Linked DNA regions of Homo sapiens: region 2 is linked to region 1. A link is an interaction called in ENCODE POLR2A ChIA-PET data of the cell type or tissue named here. Cell type or tissue: PC-9. All regions are shown on one strand. Links, peaks and the distances in the headings refer to the core of each region. The heading gives the core; the rest is flanking DNA. Region 1 overlaps TMEM87B (transmembrane protein 87B). Region 2 overlaps MERTK (MER proto-oncogene, tyrosine kinase).

Region 1 (5,266 bases), core at 267-5,266:
CCTGGATCATTCAAAAGAAAGGCCAAACTCCTCAGCAGGGTCTAAGACCTCATGAATTTTCCCCAGCACTCTTCTCCAGCTTCAACTCTTTCTCCTTTCCCCAGCCTGTGTTCTAAGCATAGCAGACTATTTTCAGGGGTCATACTCATGCTGTGCTTTCACTCACCCTGGGCATTTACATGTTTGGTCCACCCTTCTCTTCACCAGGCTAACTTCTGCTCTTCCTTCAAGTTACAGGTCTCCTCCTCCAGCAAGCTTACCCAGAACCCATTCTTCATGCTCTCCTGGGCTATGATAGGTGACCTGCTCAGTGCTCCCTTGACTATTCTCAGCCTCTGGGACTACTGAGAGTGCCTGTTTAGTTGTTAAAACTCACTCCTCCAGTACCTCTTAAGTCATAGACAGGCATTGTTCTTGTTTACCATCATAGCTCACAGGATGGCACACAGGATGGGGCTCACTCAGTATATTTTGAATGAATATGTGAGTGAGAAAAATGTTTGAGAGTGAAATAAGCAGTGACTTAGCATATCAGGCCACTCAGTTTATTTAATTTTAGACTTATACGTGAAATGAGCAGTATTACAGCAGCTTTTGGTTAACTGTAACAATTTAATGAATTTATCTGTCTCACTTTACAGTGACTTTTTGGAGAAATTAGCTAATGTTTTACTCATTGTTACATTAAAGTAGCCTATTTTTAATTGCATTCTCAAAACCTTAAGTTTATATTAGAGTGTATGTATTATTCATGTAAAACAAGACTTTCTTTTTCTAAACAGTTAAGTCATTCCATTGTTCTGGGCCTGTGAAGTTTACCATAGTGTGGCATTTGAAGTATCATACCTGTCACAATGAGCATTCTAATCTGGAAGTAAGTAAAACACAAGTTTTTAATGTATATAAAGCTATGAAGGAAAATTATGGGTATAAAGATTAGCTCATCAAGCGAGGAGGCTAGAAATAGAGATTACAGTTTTAGAAGTGCTACAGATTAATTTTGGGACTTATGGCAATAAACCAAGTTACATGCTGAGAATACTACGAGCTTTTAGTTGCCTTGTATGATATGAAAAATGTTAGTAAATGTTTAAATTCAGGCACGTAGGAGTCATTGATAAAGACGCATACATACAAATAAATGCTTAATTTGCAAAAGAAGTTTAAATATTTCACTTTTTAAAAAAATTATAGGGAAACTAGAACTGTATTGAGTACAAGTAGATTTAGTGAGCACAAGTAGATCGCAGAAAGAGGTGAGGAGAAGAAAGGAGGTATCTGGGGAAAGGCAGAGGATTCTGAGAGAGAAGGAGAAAGTGGCTGTGCTGAGCAAGGCTTTTCCTGCACCTGGCTGTGAAGCCTGGGTTTCTTCCTCCTGGGATGTGCACTGGGCTCTCAGCAAGGTGTTTCTCTTGATGATTCTCGTGATAGTTGCTTGGGATTGTTTCCTTTTCAGATTCTCTGTTACCTGTTTGGCTTCTACCTTGAATAATATATGGGTTTCCATATCTTTTTAAATTATATATGTATATATGTATATATCTATACATATACATATATGTGTACATATACCTATACATGTATATGCATGTAAATACATATGAGATCTCTCTCTGTCACCCAGGCTGGAGTGCAGTGGTGCGATCATGGCTCACTCCAGCCCTGAACTCCTGGACTCAAGTGACCCTCCTGGCAGGTTGTCTCAGGTAGCCTCCAGAGTTTCTGGGATTATAGATGTGAGCCATTATAGCTGGCTTTCTGTATTGTTATTAGTATTATATTTCTATTTGGATTGAACCATGCCATTTTCCTTGAACTGCCTTTTTGGCTTCATCTCTAAATATTTTACACCTTCACACTAAATACTTCAATGTAAATTTCCTAAGAACAGAGATATTCATTTATTTTTTTCACAGTATAATTATAGAATTCAAATTTAACACTGATAAAATGCTATTATATATAAACCTTATTAAAATTTTGCAACTGGGCAGGGTGGGTCACACCTGTAATTCCTGCGCTTTGGGAACCTGAGGCGAGAGGATCACTTAAGCCCAGGAGTTAAAGACCAGCCTGGGCAACAAGTGAGACCCTGTCTCTACAAAAAATTAAAAAATTAGCCAGACACAGTGGCATGTGCCTATAGTCCCAGCTGTTCGGGAGGTTTAGGCCGGAGGATCCCTTGAGCCCAGGAGTTTAAAGTTGCAATGTGCTGTGATTGCACCACTGCACTCCAGCCTGGGAGACAGTGAGACCTTGTCTTCAAAAAAAAAAAAAAAAAAAAAAAGTTCACCAGTGTCCCAATATTGTCTTTTAGAGCAGGCGCCCCCGCTCCCCCTGCACACACACTCCACACCCCATACCGGAACCAATTCAGGTTTGCATTTCATTTCCTTTCCTTGTTTTTGTTTTTAGTTCCTGATAATCTGGATTTCCCCCCTTTTTGGTGTGTCATGGCATTGATAGTTTTGAAGTGCACAGACCATTTATTTTTGCAAAATGCCCCTGAATTTGAATATTTCTGATGTTTATTCATGATCAGATTCAAGTTATACATTTTTGGCAGGAATACCACAGAATACTGATTTGTCTCATTTTTGGTGATGTTAATTTGATCAGTTGGTCAAGGACATATCTGCAAGATTTTTTCCATTCCAAAGTTACTACTTTTCTCTTTGTTATTAACAACAACTTGTGAGGAAAAACTTTTGAAACTATGTAAATATGTTGTGGTTTTCATCAAACCTTCAGCCACTTGTTTTAGCATCCTTTCATGATTCTTGCCTGATGAGTCAGTCATTACTGTGCTGATTGCTGAATGGTGATTTTCTAGTTCCATACTTTCTTCTTCCTTTGTTAGCATTCTACTATAAGGATGCACTCTCTCTACTCCCCTAATCAATCTGTCTTATCTGTCAGTCATCAGGTCGGACTTGTTGATTTTTACTTTGTTATATAGGTTATAATCTATTACTGTTTTTATATATTTTGCTCATATTGTCCCATATTTGGTCTGTGGGAGCCAACTCCACTTTTTTTGATGACTGGGAGCTGCCATTAAGGAGCCTGGTTCATTCATCCATTCAAGGATGCCAGGAACCTCAGGTAGTTGTGTAAATGAGCGTCTCCTCTGCACTCAGCTACCTTTGCTGTATCTTACTGTTTGCTTTCTCTTTTTTGTAGTTGAATGCTACTTTCTTTCTCTGTAAAATCTCTTACACATGGGATAAAATACAAGTAGCCCCAGAACAAAGTATGTTTTATTTCTCTGGGAACTATTTCATTGTAGTATCTTAGTCAGTTTTCTTATTGTAAGTGTGCTTGTGTTATGTATTACTGTATCTGAACACACTGGAATGGCTAAAAGGTTATGATTATCTCAATTATATTAAAATTATATTCGAAACAGTTTTTATTTGGTATTTTATTCTATTGCGTATTTCCAGGTATTTCAAACTGAATATACTTTTGGTATTATTTAGACATTAACTTTTATTTATATTCTAGGATAAGAAGTGTGGGAATAAATTATAACATAGAATTTTACCTTATATAGGAGCTGTTCCAAAAACATAAACTTAGTGTTGATGAAGACTTTTGTCATTATTTGAAGAATGACAACTGTTGGACAACAAAAAATGAAAACTTAGATTGCAACAGTGATTCACAGGTGTTTCCCTCTTTGAATGTGAGTATCTGACTTGCCATGTTAAAGTTTATTTTATTCCCAGTGAATACAAGTATCAACTGAAGTAATGTTTTATCGGAATTTTGATAAAGGTGGTATCTGACTTGCCATGTTAAAATAAAGTTTATTTTATTCCCACTGAATACAAGTATCAACTGAAGTACTGTTTTATCAGGATTTTGATAAAGGTGGTTAACTTGTAAATTTTTAGGTTTAGTTTGTTTGTGTGTATAGTAGTACATAATAAGTAAGATACGTGGCTGGGCGCGGTGGCTCACACCTGTAATCCCAGCACCTTGGGAGACTGAGGTGGGTGGATCACCTGTGGTCAGGAGTTTGAGACCAGCCTGGTGAAACCCCATCTCTACTAAAAATAAAAAAATTAGCCGGGTGTGGTGGCATGTGCCCGTAGTCCCAGCTACTCGGGTGGCTGAGGCATGAGAATTGCTTGAACTCGTGAGGCAGAGCTTGCAGTGAGCCATGATTGCGCCACTGCACTCCAGCCTGGGCGACAGAGCGAGACTCCGTCTCAAAAAAAAAGATAAGATACTGATACCATTGTTCCATTTCCTTGCAACTTATTTTGGCAATATCCTTGCAAGGTTCTTTTATATCTGCTACCTCCAATTTATCTCTCACTCTTCCTTCTGTCAACTGCAGTCAGACCTTTGCATCCATCATCCCATCAAAACAGCTCTAGTCAAAGTCACCAGTAACTTCCATGTTGTTAAATCCAATGGTCTGTTCCTCTTACCAAAAGTCTTGACTTACCAGCATTTGACACATGTCAACACTAACTCCTCCTTTATGCCTTTTCTCCCTACCAGTGTGGGAGCTTAGATTCTAAAATGATTAACAGCAGTTGGCTGGGCGTGGTGGCTCAGCCTGTAATCCCAGCACTTTGGGAGGATGAGGCAGGTGGATCACCTGAGGTCAGTAGTTCGAGACCAGCCTAGCCAACATGGTGAAACCCCATCTCTACTTAAAATACAAAAAATTAGCTGGGTGTGGTGGTACGCACCTGTAATCCCAGCCACTCAGGAGGTTGAGGCAGGAGAATCACTTGAACCCGGGAGGCAGAGGTTGCAGTGAGCCGAGATCACGCCATTGCACTCCAGACTGGGGGACAAGAGCGAGACTCCGTCTCAAAAAACAAAAACAAAAACAAAAATAAACCTAGCAGTCAGCCTTGGTTAGTGAGATTATGAGGCATTTAAATTTATTTTTTGTTCTTTTGTAAATTCTGAAGTGAAAGTCTTTAGTAAAAGTTTTAAAGGAGTTCTCTTTAAAATGTGTTGAAATATAATAAACACAGAAAAGTACACATCAGTGTACTCCTCAATGAATTTTTAAAAGGCCAGGCACAATGGCTCGCACCCATAATCTCAGCACTTTGGGAGGCCAAGGCGGGTGGATCATGAGGTCAGGAGATCGAGACCATCCTGGCTAACACAGTGAAACCTCGTCTCTACTAAAAATACAAAAAATTAGCCGAGCGTGGTGGCGGGCACCTGTAGTCCCAGCTACTTGGGAGGCTGAGGCAGGAGAATGGCGTGAACTCGGGAGGTGGAGCTTGCA
Region 2 (5,501 bases), core at 244-5,243, 81 kb before region 1:
TGGCCTTGACTTTCCAGGGTCAAGTGATCTTTCCTCAGCCACTCAAGTAGCTGGGACTACACACCTGTGCCATCACACCCAGCTAATTTTTTATTTTTAGTGGTGATTGGAGTCTCACTATGTTGTCCAGGCTGGTCTCAAACTCCTGACCTCAAGCAATCCTCTCCCTCTGGCCTCCCAAAGTGCTGGGATTATAGGCATGAGCCACCATACCTGGCCAACATTTTCTTCTTTTCTTTCTCTTTCTCTTTCTTTCCTTCTTTTCTTCCTTGCTTGCTTTTTCTGCCCAGGCTGAAGTGCAGTGGTATGATCATGTCTCACTGTAGCCTCAATCTCCTGGGCTCAAGGAATCCTCCTGCCTGTCTCCTGAGGGACTGGAACTACAGATGTGCACCAAGTAGTCAGCTAATTTTTTAGTTTTTTGTTTTGTTTTGTAGAAAGGGTCTCACTATGTTCTGGCTGATATTTTCAACTTAAGAAATGAATTTCTAGGCTTCAGTAACCTAAAAGGGCTCACTTATTTAAAACTCACTGATATCTCAGTGAAAATCTTAGTTGAAAAGGTGAAAATGTGCTATAAGTCTTGGTCTCATTTGAGTGCTTTTCATAGAGCATTTGAAAACCAAACACTTGAAAACCCAGATGAGAATACATCTGTGTGTGCTTTGTGGTTCTTCATTCTTCTCTCCTTTTTTCTTTTGTAGCCCCATCAGTAGCACCTTTAAATGTCACTGTGTTTCTGAATGAATCTAGTGATAATGTGGACATCAGATGGATGAAGCCTCCGACTAAGCAGCAGGATGGAGAACTGGTGGGCTACCGGATATCCCACGTGTGGCAGAGTGCAGGGATTTCCGTAAGTCTAAACCCTAGAAGAGCACGATTAGTCATCTCCTTTCAACTTGCTGGTTTACTTCAGTTTTAGAAGCTTTCATTTGGTTTTGAAAAGACCTGGTGTGATTGAGTTAGGCAAGGCACCTTTCAGGGGAACATAAAGAATATAGTAAATATTAGAGGTGACTGAACAGTTACAAAATTCTAAGGTATCTTTTGGGACTTTCCTCACTTACTCATTCATTCATTCATTCTTTTACTTATTCATGAGATAGACATAGAATTCATCCTCTGTTATCACCTGACTTTTGCCCTCATGGAATTTAGGCTCTTATAGGATGACAGTGTGGAATACCCAAGTTGTAGCATTAGGTCAGGGAGCTACAGGGCTTAGCAGTCCAGCAATTCATGGCCTTTTGGAAATTTCATGGGACTTTGCAAAAGAAGAAGATAAGGGAATAACCTCATCCTCATAGAGAATGGCAAGAAGTAAGCAGACACCAAAGGAGGAGACCGAGCAAGCTCTCTGGCCAGCCTGGCACAGCTGCGGGCAAGCCGAAATTAGACATCAGAATTACTGGATCAGGACATGCAGTCTGACACTACATAACACAACCAGGTGCATCAGCCAGGTGGCACAGGTTCCCTGCTCCACCAAGTCCCATTGGGCAATGTGATGTACCCACTTGGTGGATTGTGCACCTGAGGGTACTAGGGTCAAGGGCTCAGCACCCTGTGTAGTGAACAGCAAACAAGCTGATCCTCTGTGCAGTTGCACGGTCGTCATGCTGTGGCCACCTTGACCTACTTCACTGCCCACGTGACTAGCCCCAGCATGGCTCGGGGTTGGGGATGGTTAGGCCTTGCAGTTTGTCACACTCAGCAAGGATGAACAAAGATGCTTGGAGCCTGTGGCAGACTGCCTCTCCCAGAAAAGGTGGTACTTGAATTGGGCTTGTGTGTTAGTCAAGATTCTTTAGAGAAACAGCTAATTGAACATGTATGTATAGAAGGAGATTTATGATAAGAAATTGACTCATGCAATTACAGAGGCTGAGAAGTCTCACGATCTGCCATCTGGAAGCTGGAGACCCAGGAGCCAGTGGTGTAATTTAGTCAGAGTCTGAAGGCCTGAGAAACAGGGGCAGTGGTGTAGATCTCAGTCCAAGGATAGGAGAGTACTGATGTCTCAGCTCAAGCATTCAGGCAGAAGAAAAGGGGAGAATTCCTCCTTTCTTTACCTTTTGTTCTTGTCAGGCCCTCCATGGATTGAATGAGGCCCAGCCACACTGAAGAGGGCAGTCTGCATTATGAGTCCCCTGTTTCAAATAATAATCTCACTGGAAACACCTTCACAGACACACCCAGAAATCATGTTGAGCCACATAGCTGGGCACCTCTGTCACCCAGTCAAGTTGACACATAATATTAACCATCGCAGCTTAGAGTAATTTTGACAGATGAAATTTGAGGAGTCTCAGATGGGAAAAGATAACATGAGAGAAGGCACAACGTGGCAGCTTTAAATTCTGACTCACTTGAAGGTCTGGAACATAACGCTTTTGTGAGAGCGAGGTGTGAGATGAAGCTGGATTGAGGAGTTCTGACCCTAAAATGCAGGGCCCTGAAAGTGAAGCCAAGGCAGGTAGAAATTTGTTGATAGCAGGGGAGCCAATGATAAGCATGAGCTCAGGAGCACAACTTGAGACTTACAGATCATGATGATGACCTAGATGATTCTTCTTTCATGAATAATTACATTGAGTTTGCTGATATAAGTAACCTTCTAACCTGCCTTCTTTCCACCAGAGCATATTTGCTGAGCACATTCCACTCTGGTCTTCCAAGACTGAGCAGGCAACTCAGCAGCAGGCTCCTGCCAGCTACAGAGGTTTTCTTGCTTCCTGAAAATGTATATCAGAATCATCCACAATGTTTATTTGGAATACCACTGTGTGCTTGGAACTGGGTAGGGGTATCGTAGGGGAGCATCAATATGTCAGGTAATTCCTGCCTTATAATCAATCTAAAGCTGGCAAGATCCTTTAGATTTTTGCTAAAGCTGGCAAGTTCAGTGAAGACTCTCTAGTGTAAGTACTGGTTTCATTTCACAGTGGCAAACAAAAGGCAAAGGGAATCTATGTGTGAAATAGTGGCTTCCTCCCCAAGTACCAGCCAGTGCCCTTCCAATGACTTTGCTAGGCATGACTCCAGTCAAACCCAGAGGGACATTTGATTTTGATTTCTATGAAGTCTAAAGACCACTGCTATGATGTGAACCCTGGACCCAATACAGCAGCAGGAAAGGCAGCTGGGTGATGATGCCTGGGTGTGATTAGGTGGGCAGCTTCTAGACAGGTTCCCTTCCCACCTGGGAAAGGAAGAGAGTGGGGTATTGCTGCCTCCTTTTGTGACACAGAACATCCGTGGAAGGGCAGATGCACTGGTTTCATTATCAAGTCTGTCTCTTCTTTACTGTGATCATGGAAAGCATGCTTCTTCTGTGTTGCCATATTCCTGATCAATCTAACCCTAGTGACAGATTGTATTAGTCTGTTTTCACACTGCTAATAAAGACATACCTGAGACTAGGTAATTATAAAGAAAAATAGGTTTAATGGACTCACAGTTCCACATGGCTGGGGAGCCCTCACAATCATGGCAGGAGGCAGAGAAGGAGCAAAGGCACGTCTTACATGGTGACAGGCAAGAGAGTGTGCAGGGGAACTCCCCTTTATAAAACCATAGGATCTCACGAGACTCACTGTCAAGAGAACAGCACGGGAAAACCCCGCCCCCATGACTCAATTACCTCCCACCAGGACCCTCCCATGGCACTACAAGTCAAAATGAGGTTTGGGTGGGGACACAGCCAAACCATATAATAGATCCAAATTTTAGCTTCTTCATGGTATCTATATGGAGCATCAGATATAGATGCTGCATATAGAGATGAACAGGGTGAATGGGTGAGCAGATGCATCCACTGATGATGCTCAAGCTTTGTTGTAATCATTTTTAGCCACATATCATCCAGCATTTATCAAAACTGCCATTTTCTGAAAGGACACTTAAAATTTATTTTAATTTCCCTGCCTCAGTTTACCTATCAGGAAGCAGACTGTTGGAAGCAGTAGGTGATGGAAGTAGAGAAAAAGAAGGCTTAGAAGTCCGTGTTGTTCTGCCTCATAGTAAATGATCATGGTATTAATTCATTTTAAGTAGCAATCCTGCTTAAAAGTCACAGCTGCGAGAGAAGCAGCCTTTCCTTTTGTCTTTTGCCCCAAGGCATTTGTGCGAGGTGCCTCTGGATTAACTGCATTTCTCCATTGGCTGAGTTGCAGGAATCAAATGCCTCTTTGAGAGAAGGGCTTTTGTTCACAATGCTGAATGCTTGGTATAGCTATACTAAGCATAAAGGTTCAGTAGGAATTTTATCTTTCTCTATTTGGCAGAAAATAGTGATTACCAGCAGACACTTAGGCTGTCTAAAAACAAGCCAGTTTGTTTAAAGAGCTGCAGGTCATCCTTTCTCCTTCTACTTCTGGCTTGGGTGAAAGCTGCTTTTCTGAAGGGGGCCTCTTGAGCCGAGGCGTTCTGAAGGGCAGCAATGATGAAAACCTTATGAATGACTGTGGCTGGAGAGCCTTGTGCACTAAATGCCATTAGCACTCAGCTAGGCTGTGCATTCTCATTGCCCTTTGTTCAGAACGGTCCCCTCTGCAGGGAGAACAGAACTGCCACAGTTAAGGCTGTGACCTTTCCAGTCACTTACCTCCTTAGGGATGCCAGATCATCCCAGTGAGATCATTTATTATGCTTTACACTATATTTTATGCATCATGACAGTCTTGTGACCACAAAGACACAGTGGCTCACTTTACTTTGGAAAACATTCTCTGATGCAGCTAAGTTTCAAGCTTATGATCCAAAACTAGGGACAAATAAGAACATGGAAGAAAGGTGGACCCTGGGAGTCCCCTGAAACCCACACCCAAAAGGAAGTTTAAGATGATCTTGGCATCTGTCACTTTGATTTCCTTCAATTTCCTTCATCTCAGAAGGGCAAAGCTTAGACAAAACCTTGTCTCAAAATTATCCGTTCATTTTCATTTTTAGATAACTGATACTAAAGCTACTTCCTTATGCAGGACAGAGCAGTTGGATATTTTTGAAAGATATTTCTCATTATAACTGTAATTAAGGGTGGGGTTTTTCATGTGCATGCAGTTTCAGAACTTTCTTGGCAGTCGTTTTTCCTTGGCTTATCGCAGCTACACAGAAGACAGGTTTGTAGCTTTGCATTCCCGCAACAGTCATGTCACTTTCAGACTAAGAATCCTTTGATCTTTACTGAATGGATATTTATTATATCTCAAACGATGATACCTACCTTTTTTGTTCTATTTTTCTTGCGATTCCTTGCCTTCCAAATCAGAGTTTAAAATCCAAAGATAAGGAACAAATACAATGTGTTCTCTTTGAAGTTGGAGGCAGGTCTTGCTCGTCTTTGTACTGTCTGAACACAGGGCCTTGACCTTGCTTTGTAGGCATTTGTGGCACTATGGATTTGATGTGTGGGCCCAGCTACACCATCTAAACCAGCTGGAGAATTTCTCTCCATGAATGGGACAGTCTTTTATTAAGTGTGGACTAGTATTTCCCAA

What was found. ChIA-PET counts read pairs that join two places held together with the same protein. Peaks named below come from ENCODE experiments on the same cell type or tissue, not always from the same donor. Only the 100,000 strongest peaks of a DNase experiment are listed, where the experiment ranks them.
Region 2: POLR2A ChIA-PET joins it to region 1 with 5 read pairs; 3 of 35 experiments call an interaction of 5 or more read pairs at or near these places.

Annotation. Positions count from the first base shown.
Region 1 is chr2:112,063,380-112,068,645 of GRCh38, forward strand. It overlaps TMEM87B (transmembrane protein 87B), which reads left to right. Exons shown (of 19, transcript NM_032824.3): 3 at 783-874; 4 at 3,557-3,688. Among named protein-coding and RNA genes, the nearest start is that of TMEM87B, 11 kb to the left of the region's middle. In PC-9, for the core only: no CTCF peak of the experiment used is centred there; a DNase peak (open chromatin) is centred at 2,742; H3K27ac peaks cover 1,749 bases.
Region 2 is chr2:111,982,138-111,987,638 of GRCh38, forward strand. MERTK (MER proto-oncogene, tyrosine kinase) reads left to right here. Exons shown (of 19, transcript NM_006343.3): 8 at 705-856. Among named protein-coding and RNA genes, the nearest start is that of TMEM87B, 70 kb to the right of the region's middle. RefSeq lists a silencer at 4,295-4,589. In PC-9, for the core only: no CTCF peak of the experiment used is centred there; DNase peaks (open chromatin) are centred at 1,844 and 2,264; H3K27ac peaks cover 1,387 bases.